Regions from separate parts of the Homo sapiens genome. Here all the other regions are linked to region 3. The links are chromatin contacts, found by Hi-C or POLR2A ChIA-PET in ENCODE. All regions are on one chromosome and are shown on one strand. Each heading gives the region's core, a stretch centred on a gene start or an enhancer-like site at or near the end of the contact. The rest is flanking DNA. Distances are from core to core; before and after follow the strand shown.

The links. Hi-C counts contacts between places; a loop is a spot of excess contacts on that map. ChIA-PET counts read pairs that join two places held with the same protein, here RNA polymerase II (POLR2A). Pooled maps may share reads with other maps.
Region 1: a loop to region 3 is called in a pooled map, with 3 times the contacts of the local background. The contact joins the promoter of LINC00336 here to the enhancer-like site in region 3. A Hi-C loop is called at or near these places in 3 of 168 maps with a recorded cell type or tissue (K562, PC-3 and mammary epithelial cell), 3 of 37 single-sample maps with no recorded cell type and 4 of 50 pooled maps. POLR2A ChIA-PET finds 5 or more read pairs at or near these places in 6 of 52 experiments (HEK293, Panc1, RWPE1 and 1 more).
Region 2: a loop to region 3 is called in a pooled map, with 5 times the contacts of the local background. The contact joins the promoter of CUTA here to the enhancer-like site in region 3. A Hi-C loop is called at or near these places in 3 of 37 single-sample maps with no recorded cell type and 4 of 50 pooled maps. POLR2A ChIA-PET finds 5 or more read pairs at or near these places in 6 of 52 experiments (A549, H1, Panc1 and 3 more).

Annotation. Positions count from the first base shown.
Region 1 is chr6:33,590,724-33,595,008 of GRCh38, reverse strand. LINC00336 (long intergenic non-protein coding RNA 336) reads left to right here and starts at 1,671. Exons shown (of 2, transcript NR_027908.2): 1 at 1,671-2,012. RefSeq lists enhancers at 1,202-1,841, 3,122-3,761, 4,145-4,254, 3,915-4,285.
Region 2 is chr6:33,416,619-33,420,799 of GRCh38, reverse strand. CUTA (cutA divalent cation tolerance homolog) reads left to right here and starts at 2,693. Exons shown (of 6, transcript NM_001014840.2): 1 at 2,693-2,841; 2 at 3,105-3,319; 3 at 3,490-3,549; 4 at 3,658-3,703; 5 at 3,831-3,880; 6 at 4,024-4,181. The coding sequence starts at 2,800. The coding sequence ends at 4,150. It overlaps SYNGAP1 (synaptic Ras GTPase activating protein 1), which reads right to left and starts at 735. Exons shown (of 19, transcript NM_006772.3): 1 at 469-735. The coding sequence starts at 535.
Region 3 is chr6:33,506,923-33,510,855 of GRCh38, reverse strand. No RefSeq gene overlaps it. Among named protein-coding and RNA genes, the nearest start is that of ZBTB9, 54 kb to the right of the region's middle. Within about 2 kb of position 2,260, at least 4 of the 41 ENCODE cell types and tissues checked have a DNase peak (open chromatin) inside an H3K27ac peak, as active enhancers do.

The DNA.
Region 1 (4,285 bases), core at 422-2,921, 85 kb before region 3:
GGGCCTGCCTTCATGCTGTGTTTGTCTCCCCTGGGGAGAGCAAGTAAACACATGCAGTGAATCCTGTTAGCCCTAAAACCAGGGAGCTGTGAGGAAACCAGGGCTGGAGTAGGTGCCATGGCTGAGCTGTACAGGATGGGTAGGGGTTATAGAGGGGGAGAGAGGAAGAGAGCCAACGGCACCCTGGCAGTGGTGAGGCAGATGCAGTGAGAGGATGGAAGGCTAGGGCGGTGATTTAGGGCTCCAGCAAAGGCAGTGAGAGTGGGGGTGTTGAGCGGGATAGATGGTAGAGAGAAAATAAGCTAAACATAAATGGGTGGGCTGGGTGTGGTGGCTCATGCCCTTAATCCCAACACTGTGGGAGGCCAAGGAGGGCAGATCACCTGAGGTCAGGAGTTCGAGACCAGCCTGGCCAACATGGTGAAACTCCATCTCTACTAAAAATACAAAAATTAGCCAGGCACACTAACACGGTGAAACCCTGTCTCTACTGAAAATACAAAAAATTAGCCGGGCATGGTGGCGGGCACCTGTAGTCCCAGCTACTTGGGAGGCTGAGGCAGGAGAATGGCGTGAACCTGGGAGGCGGAGCTTGCAGTGAGCCGAGATCGCGCCACTGCACTCCAGCCTGGGCGACAGAGCAAGACTCCGTCAAAAAAAAAAAAAAAAAAAAAAGGCAGGGTGCGGTGGCTTCCACCTGTAATCCCAGCACTTTGGGAGGACAAGATGGGCAGATCACGAGGTCAAGAGATCGAGACCATCCTGGCCAACATGGTGAAACCCCTTCTCTACTAAAAAAAATAGAAAAAATTAGCCGGGTGTCACGATGCGTGCCTGTAGTCCCAGCTACTCAGGAGTCTGAGGCAGGAGAATTGCTTGAACCCGAGAGGCAGAGGTTGCAGTGAGCCGAAAAAGCTCCACTGCATTCCAGCCTGCTCCAGCCTGGCAACAGAGTGAGACTCTGTCTCAAAAAATAATAATAATAATAAATAAAGTAGACAGGCGCGGTGGCAGGTGCCTGTAATCCCAGCTACTCAGGAGGCTGAGGCAGGCGAATCGCTTGAACCCAGAGGCAGAGGTTGCAGTGAGCAGAGATCGCGCCACTGCACTCCAGCCTGGGCGACAGAGCGGGACTCCATCTCATAAAATGAAATGAAATGAAATGAAATAAATAAAATAAAATAAGATAATATAAAATAAAATAAAATAAAATAAAAGGGTGGACTAAACAAGGAGGCCCAGGACAATAGAGGAGTCCAAATGGTTCCTACTTGGTCAGGAAGGTGGACAGTGGGGTCATGGTGCAGACTGGACACTTCCCAATCACAGACTGTTCGCCTGGCAGGCATGCCCTCCCCTTATTTCACCTGTCAACTTCCTCCTCCTGATACAAGCCCAAATCATAAATGGTGCCTTCTCCTGGAAGCCTTCTGGATTCCTCCCTGCTGGCATTGCTTGCTTCCTTCTCTGCACTCTCCAAACTATACTACAGCAACATCATCATCTGGTTCTTAACTGCGCGGGTCTGTTACGGCCCTCCCACCACTGACTGTGAGTTTCTGGAGGCCAGGGAGCTGCCTTCAGCACAGGAGGCCCCGCGCTCCGCCGCCGGTCGACCCCTGAGGGCGAGGCCAGAGGGAACGGAAATGTGGCACGGTTCGGCAGTTCTCAGATGCGAGCGCCTGCGCAGGTACGCACGCTCCGCTGGAGCCTGGGGTGGCCTGGCAGTCGTGGCCGAGACGTGTTTGCTGCACTTCGGTGCGCACAGGCACTGCGGTGCCAACCTCTTGGTTCCGCCCTCCCCCCGCAGGCGCCCACGCGTGACCTCGGCCGCCCACAGGCCTTCGACTCTTCCCGGACTCCAGGTCCCAGGCCGCCCCGCTCCACCCTGCGGATGATGGAGACAAAGTCCCCCACAAGCCCCTCATATGGGGCAAGGGGGAAGGTACCACCTGGGGCGGGGCCTGGCTCCCCACTGAGCAGAGGTGCTGGCCAAGGCGCTCCCCTTAGTGGTAAGTACCCTCTTGGTTCCCCCTCATACTCTCTGCAGTAAGTCACAGCCAGACGACCCCGCCCCACGCCTGCGGCAGCCTCGGAACCTGCCTCCCTGTTTCAGGCCCCGCCCCCTACAGCCTTTCCTCCTCGGCAGCCCAGGGAGCTTTAAATATGCAAACCACATCGCATCACTCCACACTGGATCCGAGAAACCCAAGCCTGGTGCGGTGGCGCGCGCCTGCAGTCCTCGCTGAGGCGGGAGGATCGCCTGAGCCCAGGAGTGGAGGTTGCAGTGAGCTGTCATCGCGTCACTGCACTCCAGCCCGAGCGACAGAGATAAAAAGAGAAAGAAACAAACCCCCAAACCCATGATCAGCAAAGCGCATCTCCACATTTCCTTTCTGACCTCACCTCCTGTCCCACCCCCTCCCACGTATGCCTTTCCAGCTCCACGGATCCCTTTCCTCAAACCCACCAGTCCTGCTCCTGCCTCAGGGCGACGCACTTGCTGTGCCCATGGCTGCCCTTCCCCCAGATGGCTCCCTCCCTGGCTTCCGGCACACGACCTCCTCAGCAAGGCCTCCTCATCCCTCTGTGATATCCCCCCAACTATCCAGTCTCAGCTTTCTTCATAGCACCTCTCACCCTGGCGTATCTGTTGTTTATCTCACTAGCAATAATGTAAGCCCCCCAAAGTGGAGGTTGTGTATGTCTTGCTCATTGCTCTATTCCCCAGTGCCTAGAACAGGACTAGGATGTAGTCGATGCTTCATAAAAATGGTTCCATGGATTCTTATTTTTTAGACGGAGTTTCACTCTTGTCGCCCACGTTGGAGTGCAATGGCGTGATCTCGGCTCACTGCAACCTCCACCTCCCAGGTTCAAGTGATTCTCCTGCCTCAGCCTCCCGAGTAGCTGGGATTACAGGTGCCCACCACCATGCCCAGTTAATTTATTTGTATTTTTAGTAGAGATAGGGTTTCATCATTTTGACCAGGCGGGTCTCGAACTCCTGACCTCAGGTGATCCACCAGCCATGGCCCCCAAAGTGCTGGGATTGCAGGCGTGAGCCACTGTGCCCGGCCCCACGGATTCTTTGAGAATCTTCTACGAGCCAAGCAGCTCTTCATTCACCCATTGCACAGACGTGGAGACTGAGATTCAGAGAGATATGAGACTTGTCTGCCGTCATATGAGCTTGCTGCAGTGGGAGCCAGGTTTCAACCCAGCTGAGTCTCTCCCCTCTGCCTCTCTGCTTTCCAGCTCATCTCCCAGTTGAGAAGGGGAGCAAAATCTCCGGTTTTGCCCTCCCTTCACCCTAGTGTAGGCCAGGCTGACCCCCAGTGACCCCAGACAGGGCCTGAGGCACCATCTCCCTGGGAGGTCTTGGCCAGGGGGCCACAGGAGGGGGATCATACAGTCTCCTGAGGTGGATAGGCCCACCTTTGGCCCTGCCCACATTTTCCTGGGACCACCCACCCTGACCCCCAGCTCCTAAATGACCCAACCCACTGCCTTCCTTTCAGCCACCACTGAGTCCCTAAACTCTCTCAGAATGGACCTGGGTGCCTCTTTGCTTTTGCCTTCATCCCACCTGAGATACAGTGAGAGAGACAGAGACACTGGGAGACATGGGGAGACAGGGCAGAGACAGAAACACACACACAGGGACACATTTATATACCAACAGGGAGAGACCAGGAGAGTGACAGAGATTTGGCAAGTCCCTTCGCAATGCTCCAAACCTCATGGACCCAATCAGGGCCACTGCCAGCCCATTGTCCCTTTTGAACAAGTTAGGAAAGGCACCCTCCGGGGGGATGCTACCCCTCCCAGGGCCTGGTGAGTGAGTGTGATGGGCTGGGCTTCAGTCCCGCTGGCCCTTCGGCCGAGTGAGTGTGCTGGTGCAGGAGGGGCCGTGGAAGCTGTCCCCAGATGTCTCTATGCAAGGGGGAGAAGGCAATGCTGCAATGCTCCCCAGTCCTCGGGCCCACCCCACAGGCCTGCCCTTGTAGTGTTCTCTGAGGCGTTTCAGGATCCCCAGTCCTCAGCCCCGCCCTGCAGGCCTGCGCCTGCAGTGTTCTCTGAGGCCTTTCAGGAACGCTTGGGCTCTCACCATTCTAGCCTTGACCCGAGCCCAGCCCTCTGCCCTCACCCACGGGGCCTTCCCCCACAGCAGGTCCTTGGGTCACCTCTGCCTTCACCACCCAGAAATGTCAAGCCAGGCCCTTCCGCAGAAACCAGCCCAGGACACTGTGTGTCTGGGAAGAGGCCCTCAGGCCTGCTCCAG
Region 2 (4,181 bases), core at 1,444-3,943, 90 kb after region 3:
CTTACCATACTCTGAGTCCCCCACCAAATTATCCCCCCACATCTTCTTGGCTTCTCTTTTCACCCCTATGTTTTCATTTCTCCTTCCTAGCCCCTCTCCCAAGACTCTGTCCCTCTATTTCCTTGATGTTTTCCTCATCACTCAGCTCCCACCCCCAAATTATTTCTGCAGCTTTTTCCCCAACCCAATCCTTCTACCTTCCCACCCCTTTCTGGCGCTTTCTTTCCCCTTCATCATTTTCCCTTCAGCCCCCTTTCAAGGCCCATTTCCTGGCCCCTCCATCCCTTATCTACCCCTATCCCTCTGGCCTCCAATCCCTCCTTCCCGGTTGCTCCCACCCCTGCCTTCCCGGTCCTCCCCTCTCCCTCCATTTCAGCCGCTCCCTTCCCTCGGCCCCGACTCTCCCCCGCCCCCTGCCCCTCCCCCTGTTGCCCCCCATATGGCCCTCCCCCTCCCCCCACCACGTACCTCTGAAGGGGGCATAGGACATCGCGGGGATGCTCCCCCGATGGATGGAGGCTCGAGACCTGCTCATCAGGCCTGGGGGGAGGGGGCGGGGGGACGGGGGAGAAAGAAGAGAGAAAGAGGGGGAGAAAGAGGGGGAGAAGGAGGAGGAGGTGGAGGAGGAGGAGGAGGAGAGAGGAGGAGAGAGGAGCAGAGAGAAGCAGAGAGGAGGAGAGAGGAGGAGGAGGAGGAGAATAAGAGCCAACGGCAGCAGCGGCAGCCGAGAGAGAGGGGGGGCGGGGGAGCGAGCGAGAGCGAAGAGAGCAGGAGGAGGAGGAGGAGGGAGAGACTCTGCAGCCCCCACCCCTACTCCGGGAGGCCCAGATTGTGAGAGAGAGAGAGACCCCTGACTCAAAAACACACCAGAGAGAGACAGAGGTCCTAAAGATGCAGACCCCAGACCCTGAGACAGAGAGACCCTAGACCCACAGAGAAAGATACTTCACCACCCCCCACTGTGGGGTAATTTGAGACACAGGGCCAAAATCTAGAGGAAAAGAGACTCCTGATTTGAGGAAAAAACGACCCCAGATCCCCCAGAGAGAGAAGCTCAATATCAAAATCTGAAAATCCAGTCTAAAAAGGGTTCTCCATACCTACAGATATCTTAGACTCCAGACCCTGAGATGATGATTTCAGGGACCAGGACCTGAGACCTAGACTCAGAAAAAGATGAGGCCCAGATTCAGAAAGAGCCAGATGTAGAATTAGAGCTTAGAGAACTCAGACCTAGAAAGAGACCCCAGACTCAGATCTCAGAGACTGATAACTTAGAGACAGAGACACTCCTGACTTAAGGGGAGATAGAGACTTCAGCTGGTCCGGAGATGGACAACTCAGAGACCCAAAATTCATGAAGAAGACTTCGAAAGACCTCAGAGTGCGACCACAGACCCTGAAACATAGAAACCCCCCAAACCAGAAGCATAAAAGGAAACTCAATCCTAAGAAAGATCTCCACACAAATACTGAAAGACCCCTCCGAAATCTGTCTCAGAGACAAACTCCAAACTCAAAGACAGAGATCTCAGGGAACCTCCCCTCCCCACTTCCCTGCCCTAGAACCTCCGAGAGGTATAACCCTGACGTCAGCCTGGGAAACTCCGAGGCATCCCCACCACCAGACCAATGACCTCAGACCTTGAAGGGAGGGGAAATATTGGGTGGGGGCAGTGGCAAGAGCTTTTTTCTCTGCACCTCCTCCCACCTCTCTGCCTCTCATTGGCCCCTCTCTCCATTTTTGGGTCACAGGATGTGCTTGGGCCCCAGGGAAGTTATGTAGGGCAGGTCCTGGCTCCTTGGGGGATGGGTTAGGGAAAGGAGACCCGAGGCTGAGAGGTGGACCAATCCTGGGGAGTGGAATAGGCAGGGAAGAGGGGACAGAAGGACCATCACCACTGTCCCCATCCTGCAGCCCTCGTTCTCCTTCCCTCTGATTCAGTAGTCTGTCTCAAGCTTTGGGTTTTCAATTAAGATGGCTAGGCCCCATTTTCACCATCCTCTACCACAGGGTCTCGCTCTGTTTTAAAATGCTTCTTTCCTCAGCTAGCTATTGTCTTGCCATGCCCGTGCCTGCCTAATCACTCCCTGCTACCCAGGGACAGCGGGCTTCTAGATCACCGTTGTTCATTCCCAAACCCAGGCATATCTCTGCCCAACTAAAAGGGCAGGGGGCGCTCTCTTAACCCCTGAGTTTGGGGTGAAGGGTCCTTCTCAGACCCTCCCACTCCTTAAGACCTCGGAAACAGTGCAGGGGAGGTCACTAGGCACATTGTGGGGTTTAAGGATGATTCCCCACTCCACAGCCTGACGCATCGACTCTGCGGGGTCTCTGGCCCCCCTTTCCTGGAACCAGCTCTCGCCTCACGTGGCCTGCGAGGCTGGCCTGTGATTGGCCACTTGGCGTCACTCACTGAGTGCCGCCGCCGAAGAGGACCGGCCCCCTCACGTGACAGTGGAACGCCGCAGCGGCTCTCCTCAGCCAGCAAGTGGCAGTTTCGGGTTCACACGGAAACGGGCGTGCCATTTCCGCGCACGTCTGCAGATGCGGTAGTCGATTGGTCAAGTCTCCCATGGCTCCTCCTTCATCAGGAGGTGGGCAAACCGCGCCATGATAGGGTCGGGATTGGCTGGCTCTGGAGGCGCAGGTGGTCCTTCTTCTACTGTCACATGGTGCGCGCTGTTTTCTAATCACGTGGCTGCCACCCAGGTAAGAAGAGGCCGCTCTTCCTGGGGTTGTTTCTCCGTGTGACGTGTGGCCTTTGAGATCAACTCTCCTGTACCAGCGTAGGCCGCATGAGTGGGGGGCGGGCTCCCGCGGTCCTGCTCGGCGGAGTGGTGAGTGACCGGCCCCGCCCCGCCCCTTCCGGTCCTCGAAGCCTCGACCGCTACCCGCACCCTAAATCCCAGAGGTTGGCCCCCTGAGGTGTGAGTGAAATGAGCTTTTGCTTTATTTTCCAAGTTTCTCTCTCACCTTCAGGGGCATTCTTCGGGGGTGCATCAGAGGGAGGGCAGAGCCTGAGGATCTAAGCGAAGGCTTCCCCGGGTGTAATTTCCTGGGCTGTTTGTGAGGAGAGATCGAATTCGCCTCCTGCTCTCAGGCCTCTCTGCTCCTGTCTTTTGTTTGGATGCCGGCGCTGCTGCCTGTGGCCTCCCGCCTTTTGTTGCTACCCCGAGTCTTGCTGACCATGGCCTCTGGAAGCCCTCCGACCCAGCCCTCGCCGGCCTCGGATTCCGGCTCTGGCTACGTTCCGGGCTCGGTCTCTGCAGCCTTTGTTACTTGCCCCAACGAGAAGGTCGCCAAGGAGATCGCCAGGTAGGGACCTCGATGTGCAGCGAGAAAGGATGATCATGAAGGGACAGTTGGGGGTGGGGCAGAAGAGTGCTGCTTTCTCCTTTCTCCAGCTCTGGAAGCCTGTCTCTGGGCTGCCAGTACAAAAACTGGGGTTATGGGGTACTCTGAATGGGACTGTCTCTTCACTCCAGGGCCGTGGTGGAGAAGCGCCTAGCAGCCTGCGTCAACCTCATCCCTCAGATTACATCCATGTGAGTCATAGGAGTTGGGGGGTTAACCTAACTGTAGGAGCTGACTGGGAACCTCTTTCCTGGGGGAAATTCTTTGCTCCCCACAACTCTCCCCCTCTGACCTTTCAGCTATGAGTGGAAAGGGAAGATCGAGGAAGACAGTGAGGTGCTGATGGTGAGAAACATTTCCCCCACCCAACAAAATATCCCCAATCCCTGACCCCTTTAGCCCTTACCCCTCTTCTGAGAAACTGAACTCAATCCCACTCCTTGATTCAACCATGTTTATCTTTGTCCCTTAGATGATTAAAACCCAAAGTTCCTTGGTCCCAGCTTTGACAGATTTTGTTCGGTGAGAACTTTGAGATGGATGGGGTGAGGGTGTGTACTGTGTGGGTGTGACTTGCTGGGCAGTCTAGGGCTTGCGTGTAAGGGAGTGGGTTCTTTTGGGTAAATCTTTGAGTGATCCCCTTCCCCCACCCACCTATTTTGTAGTTCTGTGCACCCTTACGAAGTGGCCGAGGTAATTGCATTGCCTGTGGAACAGGGGAACTTTCCGTACCTGCAGTGGGTGCGCCAGGTCACAGAGTCAGTTTCTGACTCTATCACAGTCCTGCCATGATGAGCCCTGTTCCTGCTCATCATGAAGATCC
Region 3 (3,933 bases), core at 1,011-3,510:
ATTTAAAACAATTTTTTAACCTATTTTTGGCCAATAGTTATAGGCAAATAGTTCCTATCTAACTGAATAGTCTTTTTTGACTATTAAAGCCTAGCTCCAATGGCTTTATTGGATCATACACACTGAAAAGCGTGTATCATCTTGGAATATTTGAGAAGTGTCTGTTTCATTGCTTACTGTTTTACCAATTGCAAAGTTTTTTCTAAGTGATGTTTATTTCACACTTTTGGAGGGAGGAGAATGTCCCACAGCCAGTCACTTGGGGCCTTGTTTCCAGAAGTGGAGTCCTGGAAATAACCACATCTGTGAGCAGTGGGTGTCTCATGGTATAATGTTACGGTCAGTGTGGCCTAGAAGTGAGCTCCAGCACCCTGCCACCCTCCCGACACAGGACACTAAATATGTAACCAGAAAATAGAAACAAGAATGGCTCCTGTTTCTAGACTACTTAAAAGGAGGGAATCTCTTATTTTTAGATTTAAATTTAAACTTTATTTTTTTTAGAGACAGGGTCTCGTTTTGTCACCCAGGCTGGAGTGCAGTGACACCATCATAGCTCACTGCAACCTTGAACTCCTGGGCTCAAGTGATTCTCTCACCTCAGCCTCCCTAATAGGACTGCAAGCACATGCCACCACACCTGGCTGATTTTTAAACCTTTTTATGGAGACAGGTTCTCCCTATGTTGCCCAGGCTGGTCTTGAACTCTTGAACTCAAGTGATCCTCCCACCTTGGCCTCCCAAAGTGCTGGGATTATAGGCATGAGCCACTGTCGAAAGGAGAGAAACCTTTGCAATGTGAATAGACTTTTCTAAAAGCACACTTGGCTTCATCCCTCAAACTTACTTGATTCTGATGCTTTTTCTCACTCCATAAACTCTTTTACAAAGTTGAATTTACCTGTGTCGTTAAGATAGGTAATTTCCACTGTTAGATCCTTCTTAGAGGTCACTTCCCCTTACCTACTGCTTAATACGACTTTTTTGAGGGGGTGTGATTAAGGACATCATGGGACTAGACTGAGCTTTTTGAAAGCAGGGGCCATTTCTTAGTCATCTTGGGTATCTGCAGCACTTGTTGTGAGTGAAGGAATGAATGAGGATGGAATGAGTGATGCCTGCTCTGCTTTCACATGGCCATAAAGCAGCCATCCAGGTGCCCATTCCCAGGAGGAGGTGGGGTCCATAGTCTCCACCCCCAAGCCCCCACCCCTTCCTGGACCCTGGTGGGAGCCCAAGTGTAAAGCAGCCCAACCCAGGGAAGGGGTTACAGCTGGACAGCCCCCAAAACACAGGAGGGCAGATTGCTCGAGCACCCCAGTCTGAGAACAGTGGGGGCAACATGCCAGAATGGAGGTGAAGGGAACGGAGGGGCAGGGGCGTGAGCTCACCTCCACCCTGTGGCCAAGGAACAGGGGCACAGGGAAAAAGGGAAGGAAACGTCCTGGGCTTAGCAGGAGAGCGCAGACCTGTGAGAGAAAGCGAGGAAGAGCTTGCAATGTTGGGAGGAGAGGCAGGAAAAAAGTTTCCTTTCCTCAGAGGAAAAGGAAGGAGAGCCCAGTTTTAAAAACAAAACCCTCAGCTGCATCCTCTATTACCAAAGATCCCGGGACGCTGATCCTCAACAGCGGAGAGTGGGCTGGGACACAGAGTGGTTCATCCGCCCCCGAACTGCAGACAGCAAGCTGTGGGAGGAGCAGGTTTATGGGCCTTGAAACCCTCTGAGATGGGAGAGATAATTTCCATAAAATCCAGGATTGCTAGAGAGTCGCAGACTTGCTTCTCTAAATGGCTGAAAATAGAAAGTAGGAAGTGAAATTAATAGAGCTGGGAATGAGAAAGAAACAAGGCCATGTGTGCGTATCTTTAAAGCTAGAAAATAATAACCACATCTTCTGAACATATTACATTCCCGATGCCGAACTAAGCAATTTGCACTTATTTAATCCTCATATAACAATCTAAGAAGACGGATATTACAATCTTGTTTTATTGGTGAGGAAATTCTCTCAGAGAAGTTGTTACCACACCTGTAATCCCAGCACTTTGGGAGGCCGAGACGGGCAGATCACCTGAGGTCGGGAGTTTGAGACTAGCCTGACCAACATGGAGAAACCCCGTCACTACTAAAAATAGAAAAATTAGCCAAGCATGGTGGCACATGCCTGTAATCCCAGCTACTCGGGAGGCTGAGGCAGGAGAATCACTTGAACCCCGGAAGCGGAGGTTGTGGTGAGCCGAGGTCGCGCCCTTGCACTCCAGCCTGGGCAACAAGAGCGAAACTCTGTCTCAAAAAAAAAGAAGTTAAGTTACTTGCCCGAAGCCACATAGCTGAGCCCAGTTCCAGCTGACTCAAAAGGGTACGAATTTAGTCACTATGTCGGTTAATTTCAAACTTTGTTTCTTTGTTTGTTTTTGAGACAGATTTTGCTCCTGTTGCCTAGGCTGGAGTGCAATGGTGCAATCTCGGCTCACTGCACCCTCCGCCTCCCGGGTTCAGGCGATTCTCCTGCCTCAGCCTCCTAAATAACTGGGATTACAGGCATGTGCCACCACACCCAGCTAATTTTTTGTACTTAGTAAAGATGGGGTTTCACCATGTTGGTCAGGCTGGTCCTGAACTCCTGACCTCAGGTAATCCACCCACCTTGGGCCTCCCAAAGTGCTGGGATTACAGGCGTGAGCCGTGCCTGGCCTGCTTTCAAACTTTTTTGACTAGGACCCACAGTAAGAAATATATTTTAGACAGGGCCCAGTGGCTCACGTCTGTAATCCCAGCACTTTGGGAGGCCGAAGCAGGCAGATCACCTGGGGTCAGGAGTTCAAGACCAGCCTGGCCAACATGGCGAAAACCCATCTCTCCTAAAAATACAAAAACTAACTGGGCCTGCTTTCAAACTTTTTTGACTAGGACCCACAGTAAGAAATATATTTTAGACAGGGCCCAGTGGCTCACGTCTGTAATCCCAGCACTTTGGGAGGCCGAAGCAGGCAGATCACCTGGGGTCAGGAGTTCAAGACCAGCCTGGCCAACATGGCGAAAACCCATCTCTCCTAAAAATACAAAAACTAACTGGGCGTGGTGTTGAACGCCTGTAATCCCAGCTATTCAGGAGGCTGAGGCAGGAGAATTGCTTGAACCTGGGAGACAGAGATTGCAGTGAGCCAAGATCGCGCCACTGCACTCCAGTGTGGGTGACAGAGTGAGACTCTGTCTCAAAAAAAAAAAGGAAAGATATTTTAGATTCTAAGCCAGCACACATACATATAATTGATAACTAAAAGGAAAATTTTTATAAAATGCATGTACCCTTACTACTTATTATTTAAAGAAGAACCTTAGTCAATAAAATTTAGCAGAGTTTATTTGAGCAAATAATGATTCATGCTAGGTGTGGTGACTAATGCCTGCAATCCAGCACTTTGGGAGGCTGAGGTGGGAGGATCACTTGAACCCAGCAGTTTGAGACCAGTCTGGGCAATATAGTAAAACCCTGTTTCTAAAAACAAACAAACACGCAAACAAAAAAACGCTCTTCCATCACTTGAGGTCAGGAATTCGAGACCAGGCTGACCAACATCATGAAACCATATCTCTATTAAAAATACAAAAAAATTATTCAGGCATGGTGGTGCACACCCGTAGTCCCAGTTACTCGGGAGGCTGAGGTGGGAGAATCACTGGAACCTGGGAGGCAGAGGTTGCAGTGAGCTGAGATCGTGCCATTGCACTCCAGCCTGGGCAACAGAGTAAGACTTTGTCTCAAAAAAAAAAAAAAAAAAGAGAGAGAGAGAATCCATGAAAGAGTGGTTTGTAAAAAAAGCACTCACAAGTGTAAGTTGTAATTTATATCTTATGTATAATTTTTTTATGGGGGACAGAGTCCTGTTCTGTTGCCCAGGCTAGAGTGCAGTGGCGAGATCTCGGCTCAC